2 separate regions of the Homo sapiens genome follow, and region 1 is linked to region 2. The links are chromatin contacts, found by POLR2A ChIA-PET in ENCODE. All regions are on one chromosome and are shown on one strand. The core of a region is the stretch at or near the end of the contact, and the rest is flanking DNA. Distances in the headings are between cores, read along the strand shown. Region 1 overlaps COPS8 (COP9 signalosome subunit 8). Region 2 overlaps COPS8-DT (COPS8 divergent transcript).

Region 1 (4,968 bases), core at 248-2,747, 170 kb after region 2:
ACTAACCATCTTTTAATGATTATAGCAACCTAATAGAGTAAAATGAGGCTTTGATACCTGTTTCAGAAATATTTCAATAATAAGTTTCCATGCTCTTTGTAATATACCTTTCTAGTAAAAATGCATATGACGGGTTATACTAAACACATCAGGTCTTCTGTACAACTAATGTCATGGACAAGTTGTGGATTTTGTGGGGTGTTTTATTCTTTCCGGATCTTTATGTGTAATATACTTTTTTAGGCATATTAGAACAAGGATGGCAAGCTGATTCCACCACAAGAATGGTTCTGCCCAGAAAGCCAGGTAGGTGGAGCTTTCACCCATTTACGCAGCACTGGACTCTTCTAAGACTGCTTCAGGTTTTCAGTCTTTGGTTTTTGATAATTGGATGTAAAATTCGGCTATACTAACACAATGGAAATAACTCATTTTAAATAAAGCGTAGTAGACGGGGTAGAAAGGATCACCTAGTTTAAACTCTTAAAAATGTATTTCCTGTATATAAATGATTTTACGTAGGTTTTTCATGGTCCTTACACCTTAGTTTTTACTAAATATTAATCTCCATCCTTTTATGGAGCCATTTGTAACTGAGCTTATCCTTCATATCCAAGCTGTTGTCTGTATTAAAAAAAAATGTTTAAATATTCAACTGCCCCCCTTTTCTGTTTGCACTCAAGTCATACAGGCACTTTTCCTGTGGCTTCCACTTTCACAGAGTTAACTTCTCTAGCCCTCCTTTTAAGGCCTTAATTTCTATGACCTGCCCTCATTGTCTTTATCTGAATTCCCAGCCCCTCAGTCTTCCTGTTGGAAGTGAGCCACACTCATTCCCGCCTGATAGTTTCTCTTCCTCCTGCTGACCAGGAGTGTCTTTTCTGCCAGGTCTTTAGAGCCAAGCTTAATGCCCACTTCCATAAACCCGCCTTCATCCACGTCAGCCCAAATTTCCTTCCACCTACTCGGAATGCCTATGTTTAGACATTGCTGAACATACAGTAAAGGATTCTCAATGTGCTCAGCCCTTTGAGTTACAAAGAGTGAGAAGACATGATCCCAGTCAAGTGAGATAGTGGGGGAAGAGTAATATAATAAAGAATTATAATGGAGCACAGTTGTTATCCCTGTTTGAGAAATAAATGGCCGTTAAATGCATGTTGTGCTGAAAATAGCATGTTCTATGAAAGATCTTTACAATGACTTCTGTAAATTGAGCTGTACATTTTTTTTTTGAATTTAGTTGCAGGGGCCCTGGATGTTTCCTTTAACAAGTTTATTCCCTTATCAGGTATGTATTTTCATATGCACATTTTTTAATGTCTCATTGTTCCTAATTTCTTTTTTGTAGTATATATGTATATGTGTGTGTGAGTGTGTGTATCTATTTCTTACCTTGTAAACAGAGGTTAAATTTCATAAATGCGTAGTAATACATCTGGTTACAAGAGTGAAACTGGGCTCCCCCAGAGCTTGCCTTGAGGCGGTGCCCTCCTCTGGGCCAGCTGCAGAGCCTTCTTATTCTCATGTCAGGGAGGCCTGCCAGAGCTGTTCACCAGTACTGTTATTCAGAAGGCGTCCCCAGGCTGACGTGTAGTAATTTAAATGTTGGAATGTAAATTCCTTGAGGTTCTTTGTGGGTTTTCTTTTTTTTTTTTTTTTTTTTGGTTTGTTGACAATTTAATATTCTTCAGTGATGTCTGGGGCATGGGAAGCACTCTATTTCTTGAATTTAATGTTGCATGGGTAAGGATGTTTTCAAGAAGAGCTGTGATCTTTTAAAAGACATGTTGCATGATAAAAGTGTCTTTAACCTTTACATAGAATACTTCAGTAACAACAACATGAGACATGCCTTTACTAGCAGTTAGGTAAAACCATACTCATAAAAGTTGCAACTTCTTGGCTTGCTTTTCAAAAATGTCCAAGCCTCTATGATGTAAGATTTTGTCTAAAACCAGGACAAATCTAAGAAAGTTAACTTACTGTTAAAAATTGAAGGCATTAGGGGAGGTAGGTGTTGGGGCCAAAGCTTTGTTACTGTGGTATGTAACATGAAGTGTGTTTGTTTCTTTAACATACAGAGCCTGCTCCAGTTCCCCCAATACCCAATGAACAGCAGTTAGCCAGACTGACGGATTATGTGGCTTTCCTTGAAAACTGATTTATCACTCTGAGTTCAAGATTCATCTTCAGAATCCTGTATACTGACAAACGTAGAAATGTAAAGTTTGTATTTTCAATTTATTGGATGGCTTAAGCACCTCAGCATTCCTTACTATGTGATAAAATACATATAGAATATAAGATATACTATATACATTTTGTCCATAAACGTTATGCTGAATAGTTGTTGAAACAGTTCTCATTTTGTAGTATTTAATAATCTGGATGGAGCCTGTCAGTATTACAGTTAGTTTTCTAGTGACTCATAAAATAAGATTTCCTGTTTCATGTAGAATAGTGTTTGTCAACTGTCTTTTCTCTGTCCCAGCACATGCCGTACTCTTATATGTACCATTGGTTGATAATTATAATGATTCATTTGGACTTGAAGAAAGATTGTCCCCAGGCACAGTATCTGAATCACTGGGGATTATGATTCACCCTCTTTGGAGAACATGCTCTCTTTTCACCCCCCACCTCCTGAGAGCCACTAATGTAAGATACAGAAACATAGCTGAGGAACAAATAGACCATTTCCATACTAAACCAGTTTGTTAACTTTAGATTTTTTCCAATAGTGTGAGTATATCCATTGCTGGCAGTGGAGGGCTTGCCATGAAAATGCAACTTATTTAAGACATTTATGAGACATATTAACTTGTGCTGTCGCCTTTTAGAAGGAGAAACTTAAGTGTGGAATGCATTATATGGGCAAAGAAGCTATGAAGATACATGATACACTTTGTACAACTATCCTGCAGCCCATTGGTTGCTTATATTTATCGCTTGGCTCAAGTTCTGCCCTTTGGAGAAATACTGAGCAAGTCTTTCATTCTCTGTGTGACAGCCCTCTGAATATTTGAAGTTGTTTGTTGTAACTTAAGGTTATAACAGCCCTTAGTTCATTTACTCTGCATTTGTTCAATAAATATTTAACTGAATTCTTCAATTATTTCATCTAAGATAGTTTCTGGAAATTTCACTCTCGATCTTTCTGTGGACACAATCTATTTTGTCATTGTGTCTATATGAATCTCTTAAGTAGAAATGAGTTGTATGGTGAATCTGTGTAGTGATAATTATATAATTTATTTATTTTGAATGCATTTTAGTGGCTATTTCAGTTTTTCTTAACATATATGGGAATACTTTTTGAATTGCAATTTTATTTAACCCGGATAGGTAAGTCATATTAAAATTCCTTGTTTTACAGTTGAGGAAATGGGAATTCAAGAAGTCAGAGGATCAGGAGAGTGATCAAGAGAATGACAGTGCCAGTTTTTTTAACTTCCAGGTATTAAGTACAAATTGTATCCATGGTTATTTTTTAAAAGCAGATTAGAGTCAATCCAAATATTCATTAATAGGGGATTGTTTGAATAAACAGCAGTGTAGACTACGCAGGTGTAAAAGGAGTGAAGATCTCTATACTAAACTGGAATGATCTCCAGAGTGAGAACATAGAAAGCACATGTAGTTTATATGGTTATTTTGAGGGTAACAAAAGGAGAATGATTACAATTATATATATGTACATATTTCCTTATATTTCAAAACTAAGCAATTGGGGGATATATACAAAATGAATATAATAGTTCCCTAAAGAGGAAGGAGAGGACAGTGAACTACTACATAGAGAAAAAATAATCTCAAGTGATCAAACACAATATTTCAATTTTACATTGTCAGTGGGATATACACTAAGGACAGAAAAAAATCTTAGACTAATGAATGTGGTTTTTCATGATTAATTTCACAAAATCTTGATATCTTTTTTATTATTAAAAGTATAGATTAAATTAATAATCATGTAACATTAGACCCCAGTAATCTTAAATTTGACATGGAAACCTCATTATATGCTTTATTTTTCTTTGTAAACAGTAAATATTTCCCACTCCTGTCTACATGAAAAGGTCTAGAGTAATTACAGTTCAGTAACAATGAGCACCACTAGTACCCAGATGGTGTTCTTTCATTTTCATTTGCAATTAAAAGGAATCAGAACTTATTTGCAAAACAGCTAATAGTTCCAGGGCAGTAAGTGTACAAGTTCATATCTGGTACAAGATGTCCAGGATTCAAGGAGGCTCTTAAAGACTTGGGATTCTGTCAAAGGGTTATACAAGCCAACTTGAAGGGATTTCTACAGGCCATGTAAAAATGAGACAGTTTGAGCATGAAATATTTGTATATGTGTCTGTTTTTAACTCTTAATAACCTCATCACTGTACAAGAAAGGCAGGGTAAGTGCTTGATTTCACTTCCCTTTATTATCAGTTCTCAGGACAAATTGATATGCTGCCAATCTCTAAAGCAACAAAATCGAACCTGTAGGGTAGTCAAAAAGCTCATGCTGGAAAATTCCACCGAATAAAGATAAAAGTTAGAAAAACGGTACTTGCAGCCCTTAATGAAACAAAGAAGGGATCATGGAAATATATATCAATGCTGTTGAGACCACAGGGTAAGAAATTGAGATTGAGCATGAAATATGTCCAGTACATCCATCAGCCTGTCTTTGTGCTCTGGCTATTTCTGAGCCAGCCATCTGTGTACAAGTGTAGCCTGACAGCACCCTGTTTCAGATCCATTGGATATCTCTAAAATTTGCTCTGGGACTTACCCTGGCACTACTATCAGGATGCCCACACAAACCTGATTGGGCAGCCCATCAGCAGTTGTGAACATGACATGGTGAATAAACACTCTCTTCCTTGTCTCAGGGCAGACTATTTCCAATGTGTTCTATACCTAGATCCTCAAAAAGAACCCCCAAAAAATTGAGCTGTGGTGTCCCAT
Region 2 (5,289 bases), core at 883-3,382:
CAAGATCTATACAGTAGAACATACACAAACTTGAAGCTTAAGGGCTTGTTATTTAGGCATTATTGGCTCTTTTCCTCATTTTTACTATTTATGGAGCTTAGCTTTTCTTTCTATAGATACTGGTTTCTGTTGGGTATCATATTCCTTCTGCTTGAAGAACTCTAACATTCCATGTGTTATTCCAGGTCTTTGGGTAATACATTCTCTCTATTTGTCTTTTCTGAAGAAGTCTCCATTTCACCTTTATTGTTGACAAAAAAAAATTTCACTGGATATAGAGCTCTGGGTTAACAGTTGTGTTTTTTTCAGTACTTTAAAAATACTGCTCCATTGACTTACAGTTTGCATAGTTTTTGTTGAGAGGTTGGTTGTAATTCTTATCTTTATTTTTCTGTATGTTTTATGTCTTTTTTTTGTCTGACTGCCTCTGACTTTCTATTTCTACTTGTTTTTGAGAAGTGTGATTATAATATATCTAGATGTGTTTTTTTGAAAATTACCCTGCTTGGGATTCTCTGAGTTTCTTTGGTCTGTGCTTAGATGTATTTTATTATTTTTGGAAAATTTGTGGCTATTATCTTTCCAAGTATTTCTTCTCTCCGTCTTTCTTCTCTTTCTGGGAATCCAGTTGTAATCATGTTTAAAAAAATGTGATTGTTCCATCGGTCTCGGTCTCAGATGTTCTTTCTCTCTGTTTCTCTCTCTGGTTTTCTTTCTCTGTCTATGTCTTTCTTTCCCCCTTCTTTTATTTTTCTCTTTGTGTTTCAACTTGGGTAATTTATATGGCCCTATCTTCAGCTTCACTGATTCTTTTCTCAGCTATGTCAAATCTACTAATGAGCCTGTCAAAGACATCATTTATTTCATTTCCACTAACACGGTTTTGGTTTTGTTTTTAATTTATGATATTTCTATTAAACCTTTTCTTGTAGTTTTCATCTTTCCAATAAAATTTTCTATCTGTGCACACACATGATCTGCTTTTTTATTAGATTATCAAACATATTAATCAACTATTTTTAAGTCTCTATATCACAGTCCTAAAAACTGTATTATTTGAGTCCAGACTATTAGTTGCTTTGTGTCCCCTAAATGGGTTGTTTTTTCTTGCAGTCTGTGTGTCTTTGGTGGTGGGGGGCTTCCTAACTTTTTTTTATTAAAGCTGGACATTGTGGCTAGAACTCTAAATACCATTTCTATTCCAATAACCATTTATAAACCATATCAATAAGAGTAAGGCAATGATAATTGATTCTACATGTCCAGAGGGGATTTTAACACACACGTAAGTCTGGGGTTGCCATGAGTCCACAACGGTAATGAGTAGCTCAACCAGTCTGGCTACATATAGAAGTCCCACCACACTCAAATAGCTTGGATAATAAGAATTAAAAGTAGTTTGTCCCACTGTTCCATTTTTTATTCAACTCTGAAAATAAAATAGCCATGCCTGTCTTATCTCTTTGTATTTATTATTTTCTGAATGAATGAACAAGTGAGCTTCTCCTGGGTCAGGCTGCTAGGGAGGGTTTTTAAAGTGGTCTCCCAAACTCTCTAAGCTACAAGAGCAAAAATCAACAAATCAAGCCACAGAATGAATTTCAGGGAAAATACAATCTGGAGTAGACATATAGGAAAGTCCTCTAGCACTAAAAACAAAAACAAAACTATAGTTGAAATTAGACCCCCGTTTAAATAGACACGCGGTCACCCAGTGTAATGCCTGTGTGACAGAGCTAAAGCTCTACCCTGCCCTAACTCTGCTGATCTTTAAGAAGCAGGATGCCTGTGACAAAAAGTTTTCCTTTGTAAACAGACCAGCGGAGACTGGTTAGAACCAAGATAGCTGACCATAGGACTTCAAAAAGACCTCGGGCTTCATTATAATCTCATTTCCATGCTAAATGACACTCTCACCAGTGCCATGACAGTTGCCAGTCACCATGACAATGACTGCAAGAGGCATAAAAGGGAAAAATGAAGGCAGCACTCCAGTTCCAGGAAGTTCATTGCCCGTTTCCAGAAAAGGCATGAATATTCCTCTCCTGGCTTTTAATATCCAACCCATTCGTTAGAGGAACTCTGTATTTTAACCTCCTCACCCTCACTAGTGGAGAAGTTGCTTTGTGAGCCATGCTCCTGCTTCTCCATTCCATGGCCGTGGAATAAAAAGCCTGCCCTGCTTGATACTCACTTTCAGTTTCATGTGTCAGCTTCACTACACTGAACAGGAAAAGACTCTAGTTTTGGGAAACCAGCTTTGTCAGTAACAATGCCAATAGAACTTGAAAAGCAAAACAAATTTCATTGAATATTAATTAATTAATTAAATGGTGGTTGGACCATTGGCTAGTTATCTGGGAGGGAAAAATCTAGATTTAAAAAAATATGCGACCCCTTCAGAATCTTTCTCAACACCACATTCAGGATGGCCACTACCAATCAACTGGAGTTAGCATCTAACTGGAACTTATTTACCATTCTTTATTTGGTATCTTATTTCTAATAGATTAAAAACAAATTAATGATCTTGAAGATTTACATGCACACAAATAGATGATAATTTTGACAGCTAATCTTTGGATAGTCAAAGACGTAAGTGCCTAAGTTCCTGAACAAATCACAAAGGAGCAAATCAATAAATGTGAGCACACAAAAATTTAAAATATCTTTCTAACAAAAAACCTGGCCAGGTGCAGTGGCTCATGCCTGTAATCCCAGCACTTTGGGAGGGCAAGGTAGGTGGATCACCTGAGGTCAGGAAATCAAGACCAACCCAGCCAACATGGTGAAACCCCATCTCTACTAAAAAAAAAAAAAAAAAAAAAAAATTAGCCAGGCATGGTGGCATGCACCTGTGGTCCCAGCTACTTGGGAGGCTGAGGCACGAGAATTGCTTGAACCTTGAAGGTGGAGGTTGCAGTGAGTGGAGATCGTGCCACTGCACTCCAGCCTGGGTGACAGGATAAAACTCTGTCTCAACAGAAAAGCCAAAAAACAAAAACAAAAAACCCCAAAAAACATAATTAACAACATGAAAAAATATATTTACATATAATATTTTTGAACAAATATAATACCAAAAAATTATACATACAGAGCAGTGACCTGGATCCTGACAGTCACACCTCCAGCATGACCAAAAGCCAGGTGCGTAGTCTCTATAAGCTTCAGTTTCCTCATCTCTAAGATGGAGCTATTGATGATTCTCACACCACAGGATTGCTATAAGGTTTAAAGGAGTTAATCTTACTATGCATTGCCTCATAGTAAACATTGTGTAGTAAATATGTGTTTGCTACTACTACTGTTGTTTCCAACTGAAGCTGTACCTTCTTTCAGTCAATATTTAGAACTAGTTAATATTTATTGTTCATTATAAATATATGATCACTGAAGTTTTCAAACTAAAACTTCTAAAAACAATTAAGATTTTCTGCTCATCATCACTGGTCATTAGAGAAATGCAAATCAAAACCACAATGAGATACCATCTCATGCCAGTTAGAATGGCAATCATTAAAAAGTCAGTAAGCAACAGATGCTGGAGACGATGTGGAGAAACAGGAACACTTTTACACTGTTGGTAGGGGTGTATATTAGTTCAACCATTGTGTAAGACAGTGTGGTGATTCCTCAAGGATCTAGAACTAGAAATACCATTTAACCTAGCAATCCCATTACTGGGTATATACCCAAAGGATTATAAGTCATGCTGCTATAAAGACACATGCACACGTATGTTTATTGTGGCACTGTTCACAATAGCAAAGACTTGGAACCAACCCAAATGCCCATCAGTGATAGACTGGATAAAGAAAATGTGGCATATATACACCATGGAATACTGTGCAGCCATAAAAAGGATGAGTTCATGTTGTTTGCAGGGACATGGATGAAGCTGGAAACCACCATTCTCAGCAAACTAACACAAGAACAGAAGACCAAACACTGCATGTTCTCACTCGTAAGTGGGAGTTGAACAATGAGATCACATGGACACAGGGAGGGGAATGTCACACACTGGGGCCTGTCAGGGGGTGGGGGGCTAGGGGAGGGATAGCATTAGGAGAAATACCTAATGTAGATGATGGATTGATGGGTGCAGTAAACCACCATGGCACATGTATACTTATATAACAAACCTGCACGTTATGCACATGTACCCCAGAACTTAAAGTATATAAAAAAATTAAGATTTTCATAATCGTAGATAAGACCTTTTTGGAATCTTTTCTTCTAATTATATGTTTATGTTCTCTTTAGCACAAGTATGGATTTCACTGCATAAATTGTTCTGTCCTGCTTTGTCATTTGCTATTTGCTGTAGCTTGAATTCTCCCCTGTATCATTAAATGCCTTTAAAAATCTGATTTTTACCCTATTGTATTTAACCATTCCATTTTCAGACATTCTGGCAGTTTGCTTAATTTTATTATAATTAATAATGCTGTGATGAACATTACTGTATAAACATGTTTCCAGTTGTTTCCAGGCATAGTAGAGATATTAAAAACTTACTTGTTTGAATGGAGAGGTGGCTAAATGGATAAACAGAAAAATGGGTGAATGTGTGACTGTTAAGCATTGGAATGTAAAGGTTTGAAGAAGATATAAAGGCCCAAGTCTATCCATTGACAGGTGAAGTAAGAATTCAGATTATTTTAAAGATAAAAGAGTCTTGAGAATATTCAAATACTGAATAAAAAGACTCAGTAGTTATGATTGTGGACTGAGGATGGAGTGAGTATGACTGATGAGTGCAGATCCCTAGAGACAGGAAAGGAATGAGATCCAGAACAGGTGCAGAGGGTAATTCCTTCAGGAGTCAACTATTATTTCGTGACTGGAGAGAAGGAAGCAAGGATGCAAGGTTGTGTGTTCATGCAGGTATGTGTAGAAGCAGGAAGAAAGTTGAGAGAGTTCTGAGACTCCAAGGGTCCCTTTTTGTTAATATCAGCATGGCCTTTCCAAACTGAGGGGCAAAAGGAGACGAAATCAGAGTTTGGGGAAAAGGGTAAAAGTTTGAGAGAGCTGTCCTAGATTTCTGCAGAATATGAGAAGAGGCTGCCACCAAGGACCACACAGAGGGATGGCCAGGCAGCTCTGAAGTATGGGTTGAATCTGGAAGCTCCACAGTGCTATGTAGAGCAGGGAGAATCATCATTGGGCTTTCCTGGAAGGGAGAAATAGAGGGACAAAGACAAAGAAGAGAATGACTTGAGGATCTGTGCAAGAATATGAATGTTGTGGCAGCCCAAATCTGGGCTGAATATTATCAGAATAGTG

Evidence for each region. ChIA-PET counts read pairs that join two places held with the same protein, here RNA polymerase II (POLR2A).
Region 1: POLR2A ChIA-PET joins it to region 2 with 11 read pairs in B cell. The contact joins two enhancer-like sites. POLR2A ChIA-PET finds 5 or more read pairs at or near these places in 2 of 52 experiments (B cell and WTC11).

The regions. Positions count from the first base shown.
Region 1 is chr2:237,095,579-237,100,546 of GRCh38, forward strand. It overlaps COPS8 (COP9 signalosome subunit 8), which reads left to right. Exons shown (of 8, transcript NM_006710.5): 6 at 244-306; 7 at 1,244-1,291; 8 at 2,085-4,896. The coding sequence ends at 2,164. Among named protein-coding and RNA genes, the nearest start is that of COPS8, 12 kb to the left of the region's middle. Within about 2 kb of position 1,498, at least 5 of the 41 ENCODE cell types and tissues checked have a DNase peak (open chromatin) inside an H3K27ac peak, as active enhancers do.
Region 2 is chr2:236,926,784-236,932,072 of GRCh38, forward strand. The region is part of intron 2 of COPS8-DT (COPS8 divergent transcript); the gene reads right to left. Among named protein-coding and RNA genes, the nearest start is that of COPS8-DT, 160 kb to the right of the region's middle. Within about 2 kb of position 2,133, at least 3 of the 41 ENCODE cell types and tissues checked have a DNase peak (open chromatin) inside an H3K27ac peak, as active enhancers do.